2 separate regions of the Homo sapiens genome follow, and region 1 is linked to region 2. A link is a contact called in ENCODE Hi-C or POLR2A ChIA-PET data. All regions are on one chromosome and are shown on one strand. The core of a region is the stretch at or near the end of the contact, and the rest is flanking DNA. Distances in the headings are between cores, read along the strand shown.

Region 1 (6,715 bases), core at 2,019-4,518, 150 kb after region 2:
TGAATTTTGACTTGCTTGTGAACATTCCTGAACTTTGAAAGAAGGATGCGTGTCCTAAAATCCAATGACTGTGTCAGGTGGGTGTGGAGATGAGTGAGGCATTTGTGGAGTGGTGCTTTGCTTACAGTTTCACTGGGCGCCACGTGAAATCGTGGGGTCAGCAGGAGCTTGGGTCAATCTTGGGTTTGACCCCTGGTTCTCTCACTGCTGGTAACTCTGGCAAGTTCTTTACATCTCTGCCCTTCAGTTTTTGAATCTATAGAGTAGGTGTCATAATACATTCCTGGAGAGTTGAGAGGGTTAAAATGTGATGCACACAGAAGGTTCCAGCACACAGTAGGTGCTTCAGAAATGGTACCTTTTTCCACTGTTATTATTAGCAAAATATCAACCTCCCTCAATGCTTGTCCTTATTCAGTCTAAAACATCCTGCACAGATTCTGAAAATACTCTCTGGTATAGGCAGATAATTGGAGAAGAATGGGGCCCCCTGAACAAAGAGGAAACAGACCCACAGAAATAAATTCCCACAACTTGTCTGCATGAACAATAGAGAAGTCTTTCAAGATCTTCCCAGTTCCCTTCAACTTTATAAGGAGGATGCTTGTCCCCCAGGGAGCCGGTGGCCCTTTTGAGAAGAAAGCCACAGACAGAAACTTAAGTGGATTTAAATGTAAGCAGGACCAGAAAGAAAACAGAATTTCCTCTTCAAGGCTTAGGAAAACAATTAGAGATAAACGAGGCCAGAAAGCAAAGCTAATAACAAGATGAAGACTTTCAGCCACTTCATGAATGCTATTGAAAGGGGAAGCAAGAGAAACCCCACCCGAGTCACCCTGACCTTGCCGTAGACTTTCTGGTTTCTTGTAACTCCTACCCTTGCCTCCTGGGGGCTTTTCAACTTAGCTGCTCCATGGAAATGTTTGTTCTGCTGCTGAGCAGAAGATGCTACCTCTGGAGGCCACAGTGGGCTGGGGACAGACCCTTTCATCTCTCTGCGACTCTCCTGCTATGGCTCAGGCTGGGGCTCCTCCGGGACTTTCACTAACAGGACTTGGAAGTGGGAAATTTGCTCCTCTTTAAGAAGAAAGGGTGCATGATGTTTGTCCTCAGTAGCAGAGATATCACTTTTCTTCTTCTTTTTTTTGAGACAGGGGCTTGCTCTGTCACTCAGGCTGGAGTGCAGTGGTATGATTTCGGCTCACTGCAGTCTCAACCTCCCAGGCTCAAGCGATCCTTCCACCCCAGCCCCCAGAGTAGCTGGGACTACAGGCGCACCCCACCACACCCGGCTAACCTTTTTATCTTTTGTAGAGATGAGGTCTTGCTACATTGCCCAGGCTGAGATCAGTTTTGACTCCTGATGGGACACAGGAGAAGAAACATTCTGGTGCCTGCCATAACAGATTGATGTCTACCTAAGCATCATGGTTTCTGTCTCCTGGAGCTCGTAGGGAAAGAAGAGGGATGGCTGAGAGCAGGTGGCTTTCTCTCAGGGGAGGGCCTCTGCTCTGGGTGGCTGTTCTCGGCTGGGTTTAGACCCTCTTCCTCTGGGCTTGCGTTGTCCTTGACTAGGCTTTCCTGACTATGGCATGGGCAAGTGCAGGCCACACCGTGTCATTTTTGGTTTAAGTCATCTGAGTGTGAGCACCCTTGAAGATAGGGCCACGTTTCAAGTTTGAGGCACAGATCCTGGCTCCGCGTTGATGCTTGATTACATTTCCTGACTGGACCATGGAGGAATCTGGCCTCTCATTCCTGGGGATGGGAAAGTGCCCTTCGGATCTTCCGAGGAGTCTGAGAAGCAAAGGCAAAAGCTGGTTTCTCACCATATTCTTTTCTTGCCGTGTCAGCGTTTGCAGCTGTGGCTTTTATGGCCACGCCAGGAGGGGCCTCGTGAGGCTGGCAGAGGCCCTGGTGCCGTGGCCAGCCCCATGCTGTTAAGCAAAGCATGGCCTGTCCACGCTTTGGTGCCTGCACACCGTCCGTCCCGTGGATCTCGGCTCGTGGTGTACCGAGCTGACCCTGTCTTCGGATTCCATTGCCACTTGACTGTGGAGGTGGTGACTCTGACAGTTCTTCAGCTCAATGACCATTTGTTGTGCAAAAGTGACCCCCGGGATCCTCCACTCATCCTGAGGATGACAAAGCATGTTTTAAATAACCACTGCCAAATCAACTCAACACAATAGGGCAACCAAGACACAGCAAACAAGTCATAAAACAATTTAGCAAGGAGGCCAGCAGGAAAATTAATGTCAGTGGCTGTCTGTTCTGAACGTCTCGCACCGCTCCATGCTTCAGAGAAGGGAGAAAGCAGAACATCACAGTTCGCCAATCCAAGGCAGCCTGGTAGGACCTGCCATTCCGTGACCCCTAACCAATGGATATATTCATTACACCGAAGACTGGAAGGAACCACAAAATGGGATACATATTTAAGGAACTATGCACACAACTGGGTTTATTTTTCTTATCTGATTTTTTTTGTTTCTGGTGCAACATGAGTACTGTTGAATACTTGGCAGCTGGCTTTCCATACTTGAGTTGTTTGTCATTTCTGGGGCTGCTGATGCTGTTATGATTTCCCTTTCGGGAGGAATTTACAGGCACATGTTGACCCAGCTGAATGGGAACAGGGAGCAACAGGGAGTTTATGAACAGGGACCATCACCTCCTGGAGAGCGCGCATTCTTTTTCTGGAGGACGCACCAGCACAAGCTGCTCGCCATGCTGTCAGGCCGGCCATCGAATGCGCTGCTGCTCCAGCCTCCAACACGCAGATCCTCTCCCCTCCTGGCCTTGAAATAAACCTGCCTTTCTTTTCAATAATATCTGGGAGTTGTAGTCGGAGCGCTGTGCTTTATTGTTGGAATACCAGGGACGTTGGCTTTCGGTAGCAACAGTTGCTAGGCAAGGTGCGATTGCCTTGAGAACCCAGCAGAGAGAGGACGGAGGTGAACGGCAAAAGGGTCAGGTGGGAGACAGGCAGATGAGGCTGGCGCAGGGGCTGGGGTGAAGTGTGTGAGGGAGCCCCTGGCCGCTGCTCACCTGCCCTGCCACTGTGTTCTCCTCTCAGCAGCCTGTCTTTCCAACATCCACTCCTGCCTCCTCTCTCCCAAGACCCAGTCCATCTCATTCCCACACAGCCACTCATGGACTCATTTGCTACCTTTTTCAGATGTCTCCAACCTGCCATGGGCTGGGGGTACAGAGAGAAATTGGTGATGGGGTCTGCCTCCCGTGGGAGAGGCAGATACCACAGTCGCAAACCCACTGTGTGCCTGGCGCCCTTGCGGTCATCCCAGATTTTTGCCCACATCCCTCTGTTCCACCCAGAGGCCACCTGCATGCAGGCATGGTGGATGGTTGCTGTGTGCAGTGATGGCCTCCTGGGACCTCTTGCTGGCCACGGAGTTAACCAGGAGGGACCATCAACCTCGGAAGGTTAGGAGCTGTTGGGACAGTTCCGAGCTACATTCCAGGCAGTCTCAGGGATGAGTTCCTGTGTCCCACAGTTGAATGTGCTCCAGGATGAGTCTGTGATTGTCCTTCTTGCCCTCCCTGTCTTGTTCTCCCACATCCTTATGGGCTTCCCGGGCCATCCCCTAAGTATGCGACTTGCAGGTTTGCTTTTGCACAAACCGAGGCAGCAAGTATGCCAGGAAGCTGCCGTGAGCGTGGGGGCAGGCAGCCTGCCTTGCCTGGAGAAGGCGGCTGGCAGAGCCTCTGCAGAGGGTGTGTTTGGTTTGTTTCTAGAAGGGTAATCTCTCCAGGGTGAGAAGGGTGTCCTCCAGGCAGGAAAGAGTGTGGTTTTCAGGAAAACAAGGGTAGGTACATAGGGCAGGGCTCCGTTGGGGCAACACTGGAGAGGCTGGCCAGGGCAGTCAGTGAGGGGCCTGGGCTCCTACATGGAGCCTTTGGAACTCTTTTTTGCTGAAGGTGGGGATCCTTGTGGGTTTACCAGTAAGAGAGGCCCAAGCAGATTGGAGTTTGGGCAAGATTCCCGAGGCAGCAGGCGTGGGGTGCCGGGAAGGCAGGCTGGAGGCCTGGGAGGAGGAGCCGAGCCAGGGGAGGGCAGGTGAGCAAGGAAAGGGACCAGGGAGGAGCGAGAGTGCCAGCAGCTCTTAGAGACCAGGGCACAGGTGGCAGCCACCCAGGTGTCCATGGAGTAATGGACAAACAACCAGAGGATTCTACTTTAAACTGGAAGGAAACCCTGACACGCGCTACAGTACCAGTGAACCTTGAGGCCATTGTGCTGAATGAAATCACCTCTACCCAAAAGGGCTCATTCTGCAGGACTCCACTCTAGACACCCTGAGCAGTCAAATTCATAGACAGAAAGCAGGATGGTGGTGGCCAGGAGCTGGGGGAGGGGAGAAGGGGGGGTTTCTATTGAATGGGGGCTCTGGAGATGGGTGGTGGGGATGGTTGCACAATGGTGTGAATGTACTTGATGCCACTGGAGTATACATGAAAACATGGTTAAAATGGTAAATGTCATGTTTTATAGATGATACCTAAATAGTAATAATTCTAAAAATACTTAGTGGCTGAGTGTGGGGGGGTTAGGGAGAAAGAGAGGAAAGGAGAAGGCAGCACCCCCTCGGAGAAGTCAGACACACAGGCCCAGAGCCCAGCACCCAAGCCCGAGTCCTGGCTTCCTGATCTCTAGCAAACCCCTCAGCTTCCCAGGGCCTCTGTGTTCTCACCTGTGAAAGGGACCATCAGCAGGCCCTACCTCGCTGAGCCGCTCTGAGGAGTAAATGACGTGTTACTGTGGAGAAGCTAGGATGGCATATGGTGGCTAGTAGGATGATTGCTTTGGTGCTCTCTTGTATTGATACATAATATTTTACAGGGTAAAATTTTAAGGGGTACATGTGGGGTTCCATGCACAGAAAGTGTCATGATCAAATCGGGGTGTTTGGGGTGTCCGTGGCCAACTCCTTTCTCCAGCAGGCCCAGCTCCATGATGATGCCTCTCTCCAGAGACCTCCTGACCTCCTGACCTGCACAGCCCGGGAGACCACAGCCCACAGCCGCTGCCCCAGGTGTCCACAAGCATCTCAGCCCCTCCACAGCCCACGCATCTCCTCTTTCATTGGCTCATGGGGAGTGAAGGACAATGTCTGAATTAAATGCCGTGCTTTAAACTGAAAGGGAAACTTAGCAAATAAATGAGAGTAACAACACTAGATCATTGGCCAGTGTGGTTGCAATTCTTCCTTTCCCTCCAGATTTCTGTTTAACCTTTAAATCTCATTTCGGCATGCCTCTTGGTCCTCCTTGGATTGATATTAAGTTGTACACAGGCTACTTCTTGTAAGACGATGAGAACTCTTGCCGATATTTTACAACGTCTTACTCTGAACTTTCCCCTATTCTTTCTGCCTAGATGCATTATTTTCAGGAAATCTATGTTGTAAGACAGAGGTAGGCAAACCAGGGTTGCGGGCCAAGTCCTTCCCACAGCCTGTTTTTGTAAATAAAGTTTTATTGGAATGCAGCCAAGCTTGTTCATTTACACATCATCTATGGCTGCTTCTGTCCTGCCATAGCACTGTTGAGTAGTTGCGACAGAGACCACGTGACCTGCAAAGCCCAAAATATTTACTATCTGACCCATTACAGAAAACGTTGCCAATATCCTGTCGTAAGATATGCTGAAATGTTTAATTCTTTGAGGACTGGGGCACAAAATTATGTATTTTTTTAATCCACCATGCTAAAAGAAGGAAAATTCATTTACTGTAATATGTCCTGTAACGGTCGTGAAGTAATCTCATGAAACTGTGTCCCAGGGCGAATACTAGTATTTTAATGAGTACCTATCAGCAGATTAATGAAATCTGGGAGAGGATGTGAAAAGAAGACAGTGACACATTCCATCACGTTTCTCTGGATCTCACATCTGGGATACAGGCCAGCATGTGAGGTAATCAGATTGAAAGACATCTGGCAATTTTATCTGCATCCTTAAAAGTTTATATGCATACATTTTGGGGGAGGGATCTTTCTGTTTGGGAATTCTTCCTAAATTCAGACATCTTGGTATCAACAATTGTATATATTTTTGCATGTTCCAGTCTAATTCTATGCAAAATGACAGCAGGAATCTGGGACATCATGATGGACAAAAGGACTCGGATCTGGGCAGAGTCCCCATGTGCACGCCGCTTCTATCGGGCACTCCAGGGTCCGAGAGGATTCCCCTAGAGCTGCACGACTCCCTGGTGTTATCTGTTCAAAGTTCACCCACCATTTCTGATCAATTAGACCAGGGTTTCTCAACAGGGACCCTACTGACATTGGGGGCCAGATCATTCTTTGTGGTGGGACTGCCCTGTGGCTCAAACGCTGCCTCTTCCCACCACCTCCCCACTATTCTGATAACCTCCACCATCTCCACACATTGTGAGATGTCCCCTAGAGGGCAAAATCACCCCCAGGTTGGAACCTCAGAGTTAGTTCAGGTGAGGTAGGAGGCGGGACTCAACTCTGGAGGCAGGGCTCAGACACTGGACCTAACTGAGGACTAATGATTAAAACAGGTAGGGGGCAGGGAGGAGCAACGTGAGTGCTGCTCTCCTGCCAAGGGCTTTCACGGAGCCTCTGGTGCCTGGCGCTGCCCTGAGGAGCCAGAAGCTCTCTGAGTCTGAGTGGTGACATCTTGCAGCAGACTCTTAATGGTTTTGGATCCTCCATTTTG
Region 2 (6,860 bases), core at 2,157-4,656:
GCCGGATACTCAGTTAAGTTGGATCGGCGGCTGCAGGGGCAGCTGCATCTGTTCGGTCTGTGTGTGCGCGCGCGGGAGCAAGAGAGGGCCCCCTTGCCTCTCCCGCCGCTTTCCAGGATCCCGCGGCGCTCCGCTACCTCGCTCTTCTCCCGCAGCTAAGTTCCCCGTCCAGGTGGGTGCGTGCGGTTGTAGGAGCGCCCCGGGCACCGCCGCAGACCCTCTTCCTCCTCCATCCTCCTCCAGCGCCCCTGCCAGCCTAGGCTCCTTCCCGTCCCGCTTCCCAAGGTCACTATGGGGACGCGAGGGAGGGATTTGTGTTTAATTCCTGCCGCTATTCAGAGGGAAAAGAAAATAAAGGGACCAAAGGCAACCAGAAAGCAGTTTACCTCAAGCCTTTATTATTGTAGATTGAAAGAAGTTTATATACAGGAAATATTTCCAGCAAAACACTCACCAAATGGCCTTCGAATCAGGGGCCCTCCACCTCCCAGCCCCACAATCAGCAGCTCTGCCTAGGACTCCCCTCACTTGGGGACCTCAGGCTCTCCCCCCACCTCTCTTTCCCCGGACTCCATCACCCCAACGTCATTCCCCAGGAGTCTCAGCTTTTTCTCTCTCCCTGGGGCGCTGCGAACCTCGCCAATGCCTCTCAAGCTATCTTCCTCTGGTCCCAAAGCAGACACCCCAACTTCCCTCCCATTTAAGGTGGTTACCTCACGGAAACCCAGAGCACCCTCCCCCTCAAGGTTTAGGTGCTGCTTTGAGGCCCCTGCAATTCAGAACTAGCTCGTGGTCAAGACCAGTTAGAGATAGTTCGTCATCAGCAGTGGGGCTCCTGTGCACCCAAAACAAGCGGGGGAAACTACCCTGCCCACCCCTCCCCATCCACGACATCACTTCCCCTACCAGGGACAGGAAACAGACACAAAAGCAACAGGGAACCCCCTCTCCGCGCGCGACAGGTGGGTGCCAGGCAACTAGCTCAGCTGAGCTGAGAGTCTCCTGGAACCCAGCTGCGCTCAGGGCGCGCGGGCGTGGCCAAGGTCTCTGTGCAGCTGCGGGAAGCACCGGGCCAAAGCACTTGGCTGAGGGCACGCTGGGGAGGGGGTGTAAGAAAATGCTGTAGAGGCAAAGTCCTGGGGGCACACGGACAAGGGCAAGCCATATCCCGCGCTCAAAAGAGGATTTCCAGTGAGCCAGGCAGGTGTGAATGAGACAGTTACAGAAGCAGAGTCCCAGGGAGGTAGGGGAGATTGTTCATGTGGCTGAGGGTGCAGACTCAGTCTGAAATGGTGGCTCAGCACATCAGTGTCACTGGGGCCTCGCCAAGCGTGACTTGGTTTGAGGCGCTTGCACGTGGGCTTCGAAGGCTCGAAGGCCCAGCCCACCAAGTTCAGTCAATTGTCCGTTGGATGTTTACACCCTCCGGGGCCGAGCGCCGTGCAGTTGCTCATCATAGCGTTCCAACCAAGTGCGCAGCTCAGAGACCTGGTAGCCGTCGGGGCCACGGCCGCCCTGGTACATAATAGTGCCACTCTGGATGACATAGAGACGCTCGAAGTAGGCGCCATAGGCCGAGCTGCTGGAGTTGGCCATGGTGTCGAGGACCAGAGCGCAGCCGGGTGCACCTTGCTGCAGTACCCTCGCTGCGCTGACCCGGTCCTCCAGGCTCCGGTGCTGTGGGATGATGTAGGGAGAGTCCGTGGTGACCCAGCCGTCGGAGGGGTGCGCTTCCTCGATGTAGATGATGAGGAAGTCGACGTCGCGCTGGTACTTAGTGACCAGGCGCTGGAAGGCGCTCATGCGCGCCATGAACGGTGGTCAGGTGCAGCTGCCGAAATTGAGAACCAGCGGGCGGTTCCCTTGCGCGTAGTCGAGGATGTGCTGGCTCTGGAAGCCGTCGGGCAGAACCACCTCGGAGTTGGGCGCCGGACCGCCCTCGTGCGCCTGCTTGAAGAAATCCAACTTCTGGCCATGCCACACCGCCTTGAGCGACGCCAGGGTGCACAGGCGGTTGTCGTCGGACACGCAGATGGGCGGGTCATCGGGAGGCACCTCCTCGCCTTCACTGTTGAGCTCCACTTCGGGCTCGGGCTGCCCCCGGCGGCGGCGGCCCAGGAAATGCTTGCGGATACACAAGAAATCGAGAAGCCAGAGCATGAAGGCCGTGCCGAGGAAGCGCGGGAAGAGCACGAGGCACGAGGCGGTCTGGGCGCAGAGCCTCAAGGAGTGAAGCAGCAGGGAGCGGAGCATGGTGGCTGCAGGCCCCGAAGCCCCCTGGGACCCCTCGCCCTCTCCGACCACCAACCGCGACGTGGCCTGGCGAGGCATCTGGGCTTCAGCAGTGCAGGGAGTTCAATTTATAGCGGAGGCTTCAATTGGCGGGAGACTCCACCTCCGGCCCGGCCCGCCCCCTTGCAACTTGAGCCCGGAGGGATCACCCAGCAGCGCGGCCAATGCCCTAGAAATCTTGGGCTGAGGGCGGGCGCAGGCGGGCGGAGGGCGGAGCGGCCGGGCCTGGGGCCGGTGGGGGCGGGCCCGGGCCCCGCAGCCAGCTCTCGGGGGCGGGGGACTCCGGCAGCCGCTGCCGCTGGGGACCGGGAGCCCGACCAGGGACCTGGGCGTCCGCTGGGGAGGTCCTCCAGCTGGCGCGAGCGCTGCGCGCCGCCCTGGTCCCCGCCGCCTGGCTCCGGCCCGCGCCCCCCTCGCCGCGCACCTGAGCCGAGCTCCCCGGCGGCCGCCGAGCCGCGCCGGAGCTCCGGTTCGCTTCCCGCGCGCCGCCGCCAACGCCGCCCACGCCGCTGCCGCTCGTGCGGGGCCGCTGCCCAGGTGCCGCGGGAGGCCGGGTCCGCGGCCGCCGCTTCGGTGGCCCCGGCTCCCGCCCCACCGAGGACGCGGGCCAGCGAGGAGGCAACTTTGCGTTCCCGCCGCCTTCCTGGCTCGCCCGCGGGCGCCGCTCGCCTGCCGGAGCCCGCCCGCCCGCCTCCCGCGCGCGCTCACACTCGCGCCTCGCACACGGCCGCCCCCCGCACCGCCCCGCCACGCACACCGCGCTCCGCGCCCCCCGCCGCTGCCCGAGGCTGCCGCGCGCCGCCCCAGCCCGCGCCGCCCTGGCCGCGCCCGCCCCGTCCCATCTCGTTCCAGCGGGGCGCCGCGGTTCCTGGGTCAGCGGCCGCCGGGGCCGGGCTGAGAGGTGCGGAGGGCAGAGCCCGCGGGCGGGTTACCGCCGGGCGCCGGAGACCGGAGAGCTGGGGAAAGCGGCGCCGGCCCTGCGCCCCCAGCCGACCCGGGCGCGGGGCGCCACGGGCGTGGGGCGCGGGGCAGCGGGCGCGGGGCGGCGCCGGCCCCGGGCGGCTCTCCCACTAGGGGTAGCTGTTGCCTGAACGCCGGAGCGCTCCCCTCTCGCCGCTTGCCTCGCCCAGCGCAGCCCCGGCCGCTGGGCGCACCCGTCCCGTTCGTCCCCGGACGTTGCTCTCTACCCCGGGAACGTCGAGACTGGAGCGCCCGAACTGAGCCACCTTCGCGGACCCCGAGAGCGGCGGCGCGACTCACCGCGGAGGCGCCCGGACGCGTCAAGTGCGTACTTTCAACCGTAAATGGGTGCTGAGCGTTTAGGGGTGCGGGGCAACTCCCTAACTCGTGGGGCCCTGGCCGGCCCTGCCGCGGCGTCCGAGACCTTCTGATCCCTCGCTGCGCGCGGCGCGGGGTTGGCGACTTGGGCTCAGGGGCGGCGGGGCGGGGAGGTGCCTTGACCTAGGGACCCAGAGGCCGGGAGCAAGTCTCCTTTCGCCTTGGACTGCAGTGTCCCCCAGGGCAAGGCCTGAACCAGGTCGCGAGGGTCTGTCTCCCGTCTGGGGAGCTGAACTGCCCGAGACACTGTCGCAGTCGCGGGGACTTGTCTGGAGCGGCGGGGTCTGAGCCCAAGTCGGAAGCCGCCGCCGCCGCCAGCGTCCCGTGCGCCTGCCGCCCCGGGACCAGCCGCGAAACTTCTTCTCGGGACGGAGACAGCGCTCGCCGCCCGGGCCGAGGTAGGAGCTGGCTGGGCTCGGTAGAGCGCGGGCGAATCGCTTTCGGCAGCGAAGGAACGTGTCGGGAGAAGCCAACTGCAGGACCAGGGCCCCAGCGGGCGCGCAGAGACGCCTGCCTTGGGCGGAGGTCCCCCCCTCCGGTTTTCGTGGCTCTGGTAGGGCCCTCTGTCCCGTGAGCTCCTCACTGGACCTGAGGCTACAGGCTTCAGCAGGTCAAGCGCCCGAGTGTGCCTGGAGGATTGGCGGCGGGGTGGCATGAGAAGGTGGCCCCTCTTCTCCATCTCCCAGTCAGGCGATTTCTCTGCTGTCTGGGGCAGGGGCGCACACCCCAGGAACTTACTACGTAGAGGGAAGCCAGCCTGGTCTCTCCCCCTTGCGTCAGTGCTCCTAAGCTGCCCCTCACCACTCTGGGTAGGGGTCTTTCAGGTGGGCTAGGGAATTCTCCTTGGAAGTCCCCTTGTTTGCTCCCCTCCATCAGGGCACCTCTGAGTTAGCCAATCATCCTCTTTTCTGGCCTCTTTTTTGCGGGGAGGAGAGTAGAGAGAGAAGCCTCCTACTCGGCAGGTCTCTGAGAGGAGGTTTGGGGGGGCTTCTGAGGTTGCTCCTCCTGGGCAGAGTCAAGGGGTGTTGAGGGTTCCAACTTTTACTGGACAATCTCTCAAGCTCTGATTCCCTGATTTCTGGGAGGTGTCAGTGTAGGGCTTGTGTCCTGCCCCACCCACACAGCATTTGGTGCAGGCACATGGGATGGTTCCCCAAGCCCTTTTCCCACAGTTAGTTTCAGAAAATGCATAAGCCACCTAAGGCTGGGAGAGCCTTTCTGTGCTGGCTGAGATCTGGTGGCATGTGCATGCATATGTGTGCAAGTGTGTGTGTGTGTGTGCAAGTGTGTGTGCGCATGTGCATGTGTGTGGAAAGTATGGTCTGGGTGGCTGTAAGACTGGCCCCTCTTGTCCCCTCTGCAGGCCCAGCCCAATAGGAAGCACCTGATCCACACTCTTTCTAGCCCCAGGGATGCTCAGGAAAGCAGCCTTTCTTTAGGGCTGTCATCTGTTCTGGGGATCTGTTGCTGTTTCTTGGGCCCACAGAATACACTCCACACCTCGGGACTCCATAATATTGGACAAGGCTGGAAGGCCCATTTGGCTCCTGCAGCCTCTTATGCAGGTGAGGACAGACCCAAGGTCCAGGCAATGCTGGCCTTTGGAACACAGAACCTGGCTCACTGACTCCCACTCCAGTTGTCTTTTCCCTCTGCCTCTGGAGCAACCCTCTCTCCTCCAGAGCAACCCCTGTCCCTCCTTCCTACCTCTCTCTAGGGCTGCACCCCCAGCTCACCTTAGACCTGGCCCTTCCTACCTGTTGCCCCTACTGTCTTGTCCCATCCCAGTGGTCAGGAGGGAGAGTACTGGCCAAAGGCCCAGCTCCACCTGTGACTTAGGGGAGTGCCAGGCATCACCCAGAGGTCCCGGCCCTCGGGGGCCTGGCAGGCTCTGCTGTGGGGGAAGCAGAGTTAGAACTGGGGCTGCTTCTCCTGTCCCCCAGCCTGGCTGGGCCTCCCCCACCTCCCTTTCTGCCTGCCCTCTTACAACTCCAGCAGGGGGCGGGCAGGGGAAAGAAAAGGAGGGACAAGTTGGATGGGGTCCATTTGGTGTCCAGGAACAACTTGGAGAGAGGCGGGGAGGGGACAGGCAGCAGGGCCCTGGCAGAGCCAGGGGAGGGCTGGCCTTTGGATGGCCTTCTGATCCCAAGCCCATCCTCCTGGGGCAGTCTTCCCTTGAAAGGGAGGGTTTGGTGAACCCTGGTGCGGACCCCCCCGCCGGACCTCACTGCCCCAGTGCGGGGCGTGGTAGGCGGGTTTGCAATGGGTACAGCCTCTCTCTCCATTCCAGTAGAGCAGCTCCCAGGGCCCAGAGAGGCTGTCACTGAGACTTCCCTCTGGGGTGGGGTGGGTTCTGGTGGCCCTGTGTTCCCCTGCAGGAGGACCTCCTGAGGCTTCGGGCAGGAGCTGGTGCACACCTGGAGGAGAGTGCTGGTGAATGGCAGGTGTGTGCCTCAGTGTCCTTGCTGCCAGGGTGTCAGCCCTGCTTCACCACTGGCCGTTTGTCTCTGTCCCCTCCACTGGCCTCTTGAAGCACAGAGACCCTCCGGGTACTTTCCTTCCTCTGGGCTTCCACTCATGCTATTCCCTGCTCCCTTTTTCTACCTGGAGACCCCCATTCCTCCTCCTCCTCTGCTGCCCTCACCTCCACCTGGGCCCTCCCAGCTCCCGGGAGATGGCTGAACCCCACTCCCCACCCGCTAGTCATCCTCTTCAGCGGTCCTCCCAGAGCTGTCCTCAGCATGGCAGCCTCCACAGCCCCTGGGTGTCACCCCCGGTTTCGTGTCTGCCTCGGACTCCAGACCTGCCCCTCCCAGGCTGGCCCAGATGGATCCTCTACAGTGACTAACCCAAACCAGCACCAGGCAGGGACCCAATAAACCTTTGTGAATGGAGTAAATGAGTGCGGTGTGTACTTACTGAAAACTCCTTGTTTGGGGAGAAACTCAGGGTATTTCACTCTGTCCTTTTGCGCACCTGCAGCAGTGAGCTGGGGCGGCATGTTGGCAGCCAGGGCTGAGCACGGTGGGTCAGGACCTGCCGCTGTGAGCAGACAACACTTCCTGGGAAGTCCCCTTGGGGCGTGGTGTCTGGTGAATGCACCCATCACCTGGTCACTGGGCCAATCCGTTTCCCTTTCTGGGCTAAACAGGTCTTCCCACGGGTACCTGGGCCCTCCCACGGAGGTATTTACCCTTCTCATTTACTTTAAGAATGAATTCTTCTATCCA

The links. A loop is a pair of places that touch in the nucleus more often than their neighbours do. ChIA-PET counts read pairs that join two places held with the same protein, here RNA polymerase II (POLR2A). Pooled maps may share reads with other maps.
Region 1: a loop to region 2 is called in a map of right lobe of liver, with 2.4 times the contacts of the local background. The contact joins the promoter of LINC00524 here to the promoter of DIO3OS in region 2. A Hi-C loop is called at or near these places in 1 of 168 maps with a recorded cell type or tissue (right lobe of liver) and 1 of 50 pooled maps. POLR2A ChIA-PET finds 5 or more read pairs at or near these places in 2 of 52 experiments (OCI-LY7 and Panc1).

Annotation. Positions count from the first base shown.
Region 1 is chr14:101,404,475-101,411,189 of GRCh38, reverse strand. It overlaps LINC00524 (long intergenic non-protein coding RNA 524), which reads left to right and starts at 3,268. Exons shown (of 2, transcript NR_126006.1): 1 at 3,268-3,447; 2 at 4,966-5,203. RefSeq lists enhancers at 1,481-2,202, 2,203-2,926, 2,927-3,648.
Region 2 is chr14:101,556,968-101,563,827 of GRCh38, reverse strand. DIO3OS (DIO3 opposite strand upstream RNA) reads left to right here and starts at 3,406. Exons shown (of 2, transcript NR_152588.1): 1 at 3,406-3,576. DIO3 (iodothyronine deiodinase 3) reads right to left here and starts at 2,333. Exons shown (of 1, transcript NM_001362.4): 1 at 376-2,333. The coding sequence starts at 2,331. The coding sequence ends at 1,417. It overlaps MIR1247 (microRNA 1247), which reads left to right and starts at 3,406; the gene lies at 3,406-3,541.